Linked DNA regions of Homo sapiens: region 2 is linked to region 1. Evidence: chromatin loops called from intact Hi-C (ENCODE). Cell type or tissue: Calu3. All regions are shown on one strand. Each heading gives the region's core, and the rest is flanking DNA. Links, peaks and the distances in the headings are about the cores only.

What was found. Peaks named below come from ENCODE experiments on the same cell type or tissue, not always from the same donor. Only the 100,000 strongest peaks of a DNase experiment are listed, where the experiment ranks them.
Region 2: a loop joins it to region 1, with 5 times the contacts of the local background. A loop is called at or near these places in 17 of 110 quality-filtered maps.

What each region holds. Positions count from the first base shown.
Region 1 is chr7:88,241,173-88,245,586 of GRCh38, reverse strand. No RefSeq gene overlaps it. Among named protein-coding and RNA genes, the nearest start is that of SRI, 23 kb to the right of the region's middle. In Calu3, for the core only: a CTCF peak has its summit at 2,077; a DNase peak (open chromatin) is centred at 2,026.
Region 2 is chr7:88,832,775-88,837,188 of GRCh38, reverse strand. All of the region lies in intron 1 of ZNF804B (zinc finger protein 804B), which reads right to left. Among named protein-coding and RNA genes, the nearest start is that of TEX47, 39 kb to the right of the region's middle. In Calu3, for the core only: no CTCF peak of the experiment used is centred there; a DNase peak (open chromatin) is centred at 1,848.

The DNA.
Region 1 (4,414 bases), core at 124-4,123:
GGGGAAATAGGGAGGATCGGTCAATGGGTATAAAGTTACAAATAGATAGGAAGAATGAGTTCTATTGTCTTATTGCACAGTAGAGTGAATATAGTTAACAATAATGTATTGAATATTTCAAAATAGCTAGAAAGAACATTTTGAATGTTCTTACTACAAAAAAATGATAAATGTTTGTGATGATGGATATGCTAATTACCCTGATTTGATAATCACACAATGTATATGTGTATCAAAACATCACATAGTACCAAATATGTACACATATTTATGTACGTATTTGTATCTTATGTACACAAATATGTACAATTATTTTGTGTCAATTGTTTCTTTAAAAAGCACCAAATGTATATTAATTACATTACTAATGATAGGATGTCTTCATGACAGGAATAGAGAAACAAACTACACATGTATGTATAATAGATGGAAATATTTAGAGCTATAAAGGGGCCTAAAGAGTTAAAAGGATACCTAAAAATATATGGAAGAATATACAAAATAAATGAAGGTACACAGTGAACAATAACTTTGTCTTGTCTATCCTATGCCCTCCCTGTACCTCTAAGACTATTCTACACATAGTCCATGCTTGTAAATATTAGTTGAATAAAGAAATAAATGTAGATATATGCATGTGTGTATATATAAGGGTATACACACATACACAGACACACACATAACATAATTCTGAAGTATTTATAGAATTCAGTCATTGATCTGCTTTGAAATACAGGATAAAATAAGTTGTTTCTCTGATTTAGGAGGACAAAGGTAGAAAGGAAATAAAATCTATACTAACAGGTTACCCAAATGTTAGAAATATACAAATGAAATTCTTCATATATGATTTAAAATAATTTTTAATGCTAACTATGTTTATGTAGTTGAATAATTTTTTCCATTAGAAAATAAAAATAAAAACTCATAAATAGCCTGCGGGAGGAAATTGCATATGTGACTAACATAAAAGCATTAGCTTCTGAGAGATAGCTACAGAAAGGCTTTGCTGCTTGCAGGATGTCTAATCAATCAGATATCTCAGGATAGACTTTCCAAGTACCTGCTTGGAAATTTGATTATTTTTTCAGGTCTGTTCCTGTGGTTTTAATTAAGCTAAAGATCATATCAATGTTTATACTTGACATAAATGATTCCATTTCCAACTGCTTTCCAGATTTCTAAATAGCATGTGCATCAAGGATAGAAGACACTAAAGGTTACATATCATTTCACACAGAGACTATCCTTTTCCCATTATACATTCTTGGCATCTTTGTTGAAAATCAACTAACTGTAAATGTGTGGATTTAATTCTAGGCTCTCTATCTTGTTCCATTGGTTCGTATGTCTTTTTATGCCTGTATTATGTTGTTTTGATAAATCAAATCTATTTTAACCGGAAAGTTCAATCCATTTAAATTGATTGTGATTACTAATATATTTGGATTTATTTCACATATCTCATTTTATGTTGCTTTATAATAATAATTTCCCCTTTCTTGCCTTTTCTTGGATTAATGGACTATTTCCCCTCATCCCATTTTTGTTTCCTGTTTCTGCTTTGAAAGTTTATTTTGGTCTTTATAGTAGGTACCCTAGAAATTGTAATATGCATATTTAACTTTTTTGAATTTTAAAGAGAATCAACATTTTTACTCTCCTTCTAAATAATACAAGGATTCCAACCACCATCCCCTTCTACTTACATGGGGTATTGTTGCTTGACATATTTCTGCTGCCTATTTACTTACTATCTCTCAGCTCCAATCCTACTCTGTTCTACTCTGCTCTGTGCTGGGACTCTGCGGAATATCTTTCCCAGACTCCCTTGCCCACTAACTGCCTATTGTGTTTTGTTACTAGGGTTACATAATGGGAGTGAAAGGTGAGAAAAGAGGAAAACAACATTGCTTCCAATTGTTCCAGTTCTGGTCAGTGTTGCCCATCAGTAGCTTCATTGGTCCAGCCTTCAGCTTTTTTCAAAACTCCTCTAGCCTTAGCAATTTCCCTCAGAGCAACTAGCATCCTCCAGTGGCACCCACTGTGAAATGTCCTTGTTGAAGCTTACTGTAAATGCGAAAACAAATGAGTGAAAAATGCAAGAAAGGTTTCAAACCAAATACAATGTTATAATGACACCTTGTGGATATGGGCAGTATACCACTGACCAAGCTTCAGTGAAATGCAACATTAGCTGTAAAATCACCAAACATAAAATACTACACATTTTGAAACTAAAAACTAAAAATAAAAAAAAGCTACTTAATGTAGAAAAAAATGAATAACAAATAAACATAGAGTAATAGAAACTACAAGTTGGTGATCTCTTTTCCATATTCCTGTGAGACACAGCACTAGATCACTCCTTAAAGACTCGTTTTCTTCCATTCAATTTACTGCCATTTTAATTTTCCCGAGTTTAAGGCCTCCTTTTTCTTTTCTTATAAATCAGTGTTTTTCATCCTTTTCTGAGAATTAAATTTTTTAATGTTCATTATATATATTTTTTTCTAGTAGTGTCTTGCAGAAGTCTACATTAAAAATTTCAATTTGTCAAAAAAAAAAAAAAAAAAACCCTGAGGTTTTAGCAACCTATCTTTGTAAATTAACTGTTTTTGTGTGAGGTAATGAAATTAGCCCTGATATAATCACAGTGTATTCATGACTTTTTCTAATTTTTCTAAATTTTGCCTTTTGCTAATAACTTGTTTTTTAATAACAACCTATTACTTTTTATGATGTTTGTGTCAGTTACCACTTAAGCAGAATCTAATCGCTTTCGTATTCTATAATTAAATTAATGTGGACATTTAGTACACTATATAATATTATTAGAAAACAAGAGATTTGGTTTGAGAAGACCTAAATTCAAATCTAACTTGGCTATTTATTAGTGAAACCAGGGGCAAGTTACTTTGACTTAAATTAACCTGATTATAATCATCTGTAAAACAAAGATTATAAACATGAATAACAAATTTTAAAATATCCAGCAGTAAAATGTATATAAAACATTTATATACTGTAAAGCATTACACAGATACAAGTAGTTAAAATAGCATGTATGCATTACATTCAATATTTTATTCATAAGAGTCTACTTTAGAATTTTATGTGAAATTTAAAGTAGCTCATTCCATGCATCTGGCAAACAAAATCATCCCATAATTTCTGAGGATCTGTTTTTTACAAGATACTGTAAGAGACATAGAGGCAAATGTTACCAGTGACTGCCCGAAAGTTTTATAATTTTATTGAGGATTCATGTATACTTGATAAGTTGTTGCAAAAAGAGATTTAATTCATCAAGACGTGATAAGAGCTGTAGTCTTGGGTGACATCACAGAAGAAGTATTCAGCTGGGTATGGAATAGAACACAGATGAGGAAGGACATTTAATGATGAAAATACAGCATGAACAAAGGAATTATTTGGTTTTTCCTTTTCTTAGCACTGTTATAGTATTTCCTGTTAATACAACTCACTTTGTCTCCTAACTATAACTTGTATTGATAGTATTATTATATGTGTATTACATGTGTAGATGTCATGTTTCTCTGTATAAACTATATGTTTACAAAGTATACAGATGTCTAATATAAGTCACTTATTTTACCAGGTGCTGGAGATTTACCATATATGGGTGATTAACCCATTAACAGTGTATGAAAAAGCTGCACCAGAGCATGTACAAAGTACTTCAGGGTCGCAGAGAAGAGGTGATTAATTCTAAGCTTCAGAACAGCGCAAACTAATTTTTGCATTTTGTTCATATCACCCCAGAGCACCAAGCTTTACATTAGCTTTATAATAGGTACTCAAAACGTTAATAAACAGATGAACTAATGAACAAACAAAAAATGCAGACAAGAACAGGCTGACAATCCCATGGGAATTACCCAGACTTGTTGGAAGGAAAAAAGTGGGAAAGTAAATTGGTGCCCAATTTTTGGAGATATGGAATCTTGGATGAAAAAGATTAGACTTGGGCCAGGCACAGTGGCTCATGCCTGTAATCCCAGCATTTGGGAGGGCAGATCACTTGAGGCTAGGAGTTCAAGGCCAGCCTGGACAACATGGCGAAATCCCGTCCCTACTAAAAATACAAAAAAAAAAAAAAAAAAAAATGAGCCAGACATGGTGGCGCGCGCCTGTAATCCCAGCTACCCAGGAAGCTGAAGCATGAGAATTGCTTGAAACCAGGAGGCAGAGGTTGCCGTGAGCCGAGATCACACCGCTGCAATCCAGCCTGGGCGACAGAGCAGAATCCATCTCAAAAAAAAAAAAAAAAAAAAAGGATTAGACTTGAAGTTCTTCAAAGTGTATGGTAAACACAACTCACTTTTATGTACTTCAGGGGAAACAAGAAGTGAAAACTGTACATGATTCCAAAGAACTATCCCTTGTGGGA
Region 2 (4,414 bases), core at 72-4,071, 590 kb before region 1:
AGTTACTCTTTACAAAAAAAAATATATTGTGTACCATGAAGAAAGGGGATTGTTTAGCTCTCAACTCAATCAATTGGACAAGTGCTTTTTTGGGGGCAACCATCTTATTTTGATATGCAGCAGAAAAACTTTATGAGGACTTCCTATTTTGTTACAATAATAGTAAACATATATGTCCTTTCTGGCTTGTGGCAAAGAAGAACTAACAGAAAATAGTTTTGCCCTCCCTGAAACAAACAAAAGAAAAACCAAAAACTATTAATCAAGGTTTTTCAAAACACTGGACATCAGCCAACAAAGAACAGAGTTCCTTGTCAGACAGGAAATAAATGAAGTGATTCCTACATCGGCCCCCTGTTCACTCCTCTGAATAAGGCTGATGGACTTCCAAAGGTGAGGAGACTTGGAATCCAGGTGGCAAGTGTTTGCAGGACAGAATACTGGGAAAGAGCGAATTGCATAGAGAGAGAGAGAGATAGCATGCTCTGGAAATCTGCATAGAGACCCTCAAGTATTCAGTAGAATGTTGATCAACATTCATTTACTCATTTGTGCATTTATACATTTTTATATATTTATAATTTATTATTTCTAGTATTATGCCCTCTAAAGGGTAAGTATTTGAAGTAGATACTTCGTTTAGCAACTTCCTAGAATGATAATAATTTTACTTAATTTAAAAATAGAACTCTATCTGAATGTAAATGTTATTGTTGTTCTTGCTTGACTACCAAGTGATTCTTTGTGTAGTCCAGAGTGATTTGATTTGCTGCCCCATGGGACTTTTAAGTCCAAGCCTTTCACATCTTTTCCAGAAAACATGTGATCTCTACTTTTGAAATGATCAATGCTACCTCATTATTCTTGTGTTGTTACCTAGTCACTTATTGTGATTCAAAACTTCTGTGGAATTTATCTATAACTTCAACAGAATGAGAATCAAGGCAATTTATCTACTAGAAAATGAAGGTTCAAGTCTGCCCCAACAATTCTTCTTTTTGGAACCTGGCTAACCTATTATCTCAAAACGTGGTGTTAACTAATTAATGTGTATGACCGCCAGAGGTGATCAAAGGATCACCTTGATCCCTTGTATATACCTTGGCTGTCCCTTTGATACAGTATCTTTCTAAGTGGTTATCATATACCAGGATTGTTTAGTAAGAAAATATCTGCTACAACATCCTGTCATTTATAAATTGTTTTTACCTTTACAGAGAATGTTTGGCTCACTCAAATTTAATCCTCTTTACTCTTTCCCATAGACTAGCTACACAAAGATGCACAAACACATATACATGCACACAATCTGCATATGCAGAGCTTATATGAGCTCAAATATTTATATTTTCTTTTTCTTTTAGGTATTTGCTTTCATTTTGCTTATAATTAATAACTATATATACATGAAACAATCTTAAACACTGAAAAAGGATATATGTATATGCATATATAGAATACCTGTACACACACATTCTACATAGTTGATAAAATAAATAAAAAGCAAATATCTACTATCGAAGTTACCCTTTCTTGGCATCATAACTACACCATTGCAAATTTTATTGTAACTTTTCCTTTAAATTATATTTTGAACTCATGGCTTTTTACAGATTCAAATTATTTTCATTTGAATTCAAGCTTATTTAAGCTTACATTTTTATCCATTGGCCAGTGATAGCCTTCTTCAGTGGGGTTCTTTGTCCATTCAGGAATAGGTTTGATATATTTAAAAACACTTTTTGCTTTTTGCAATAATAGAAAATTCTGTGCTCATTCTGAATGATCTCTCCTCCAACAACAGAATGAGATCTCTAAGAAGGCCTGGTTCCCCTTTTTTGACGGGGATTAAAATTCAATATATCGACACAAGGGGGCAATCAGGAGTACTGGTGATGTGAAGGTGTAGCTACTTCTATTGCCAGCTTCAGAAGCTTTCAGCAACAGAGATAGAAAAGTGATTTCATGATCTTGGGTTCACACTAACTTCTAAAAATTAAAGCAGTATGCTACTGTATCCTGATTTCCTTGCAGCATGTAATTTTATTACCACTAAAAAATGTTAATATTACCAATGTGTAAACTCCAATTTTAAAGTAATATAAAAATAGAATAAAACTCCAATTGATTAAAATACAATGAGTACTACAGTTCCGTTCGTAGGAGACCTCTGAAAGTTCAGTAGTGTCTTTTCTATATGAGCATTATTTCCTTGTACAAAAGAAAATGCTGCAGAAATCCAAAGAGGGCTGGTGCCTTTCATAGATGTCAAAATTCTGTCATATGTTGTTCTGGACATTTTGCAAGTGAGTATTTCATCATACTTTTATTAAGAATGTATTATTTTTATTTTTTCCCAAGAGCTACATTTCTAGCAACCAAAGTATCAAAGTATAAAGAACAAGGAGATTGAATGGCGAAAAATAGTTTGGCAAACAGAGCATCTGACATCAATATAGCATCGTTCAACTTAAGGTGATGTTTTGTTCAAACTACTTTATTGGGATATAATATATATATATAGTAAAATATATACACAAAGTGAGCGTATAGTTCAATAAATTTTGACAAATATAAAAACCCATAATACCATCACGCCAATCAAGATAATCTATAAATCATTATAAAGTAAATCTCAGAAGGGGTTCATAAGTTTCTTCAAGAACTTTCTATTACTTTAACTCCATTATCCATTATCATGTGCGTTTTCAATTCTGCATTCACAAGATTATTAGAATTACTTGTCTTTTAAGCAACTGGAGATGACTAGTTTTTCTTGTATAGACTATATTGGAATTCTAAAGCACGAATTAATATGTGTGATCAGCTTATTGTCTTAATACATAATACTAGGTTTTTAGCTACACTCCTGGTTATAATAGCTGTAACAGTCACAATTCAAAAATAATTCGCAATATAGCCTACATTCCTTCATGTCATTCGTATATTATTACATTTGGTTAAAATAATAGTTACCTATAAAGGCATTTTGTGTAAAATTGTTTTAACAAAAAATAATTCCATATAGAACAGCCATTTACTCTCAAGGTAACTTTAATTTCTGGAGTTCTAATTCTTTCTGATTATAACCTCCCACTTGACCTTATATTTCAAATACAGGCTAATCTGCTTGGAGTTCACTAGAATGCATTTAAATTCCAAATAGATGCTGAAAACTAGCCCCATTTCTGGATAAGAGCTTTCTCTGTAATTGTTTTTTCTTTTTTTAATTGTACTCTACCTGAAAAAACATCTGATCTCATTTTCTGAATAGTGTTTCTGATAAAAAGAAAATAAGTAATTTTGGCATAAGTATAAAAATGCACTAAGTTACATAAATCTACTGGAAATTTGGACCTAGCCTTGATCTTGTCACTAAAGCCTTAAGAAAATCACCCCAAGTCTCTGGTTCTCAATTTCCTCACCCTAGTGAAATAAATTCACAGAGATGCAATCAAATTATTTGAGAAGCTTGGCTTTCTCACATGAGGTCAATAGACTTAAGGCTCTCCATTAAGTTAATAATAAAACAAACATTCAAATATGATGGCAACTGATTTTTTGCATTATATTATTAGCAGAAATAATGAATTGCTCTTCTAGAACCAGTCTCTTTCAAACTCGCAGACTCTAAATTTTCCTATCTTTTACTGGTCCTAAAATTTATTGAGGGCCAAGTCCCTGACTTTCTACCTTCTTCATCTTAATATTGTAACTCCCTAGCAACATGTCAGATACATGTAATCACTTGACTTTTTTGTAAGAGCTAAAGAACCTGTTAACCCTCACTACTGCCTTACAAGACAGCAGTTTTCATCCCATTTTACGGATTAGAAAAATAGAATCAGAAAAGTTAAGTAATTTCCTCAAATTCTCACAGTAAATAACAGAGGTGAGATTGCATCCTCAAATATTCTGAAGTTAGAAAGGGGAGATAACTAGTTAGAAAAACAAACCTCTTTTTCCTATCATCCTTGAAACTGATTAATGTCAACAATACTTACTTTTTTTTAAGCGGAAGATAGAATAGCAAAAAAAAAAAGCAGAAAGGAAATATTGAAAGAGGATATAAAATATTAAATTGCAAATTTATATTATGCAAATATAAATTTACAACAGGTTAAAAAATAAAAGCATTCAATAAAAACAATCAGATTTTAGCATGAAGACGACCATTCAAACTGCCCTGGCCTCACTGCACTGACACTGATGTATTTTCAAATCGATGGTCCAGCCTAAATTCCTCAGAGTTCATAGTGCAAGAAATGGCTACATCAGATATGGTGCAACTATGCTTTTTTCAATGTGGCTATCAGGCCTGTTCCTAAGGACATTATTATGGGAGAAGGTTGATTTCTGTGCCAGTATTGTTTTGTTTTGCTTCCCCACAGGATGATAGTGCAAGCAGTGAGCT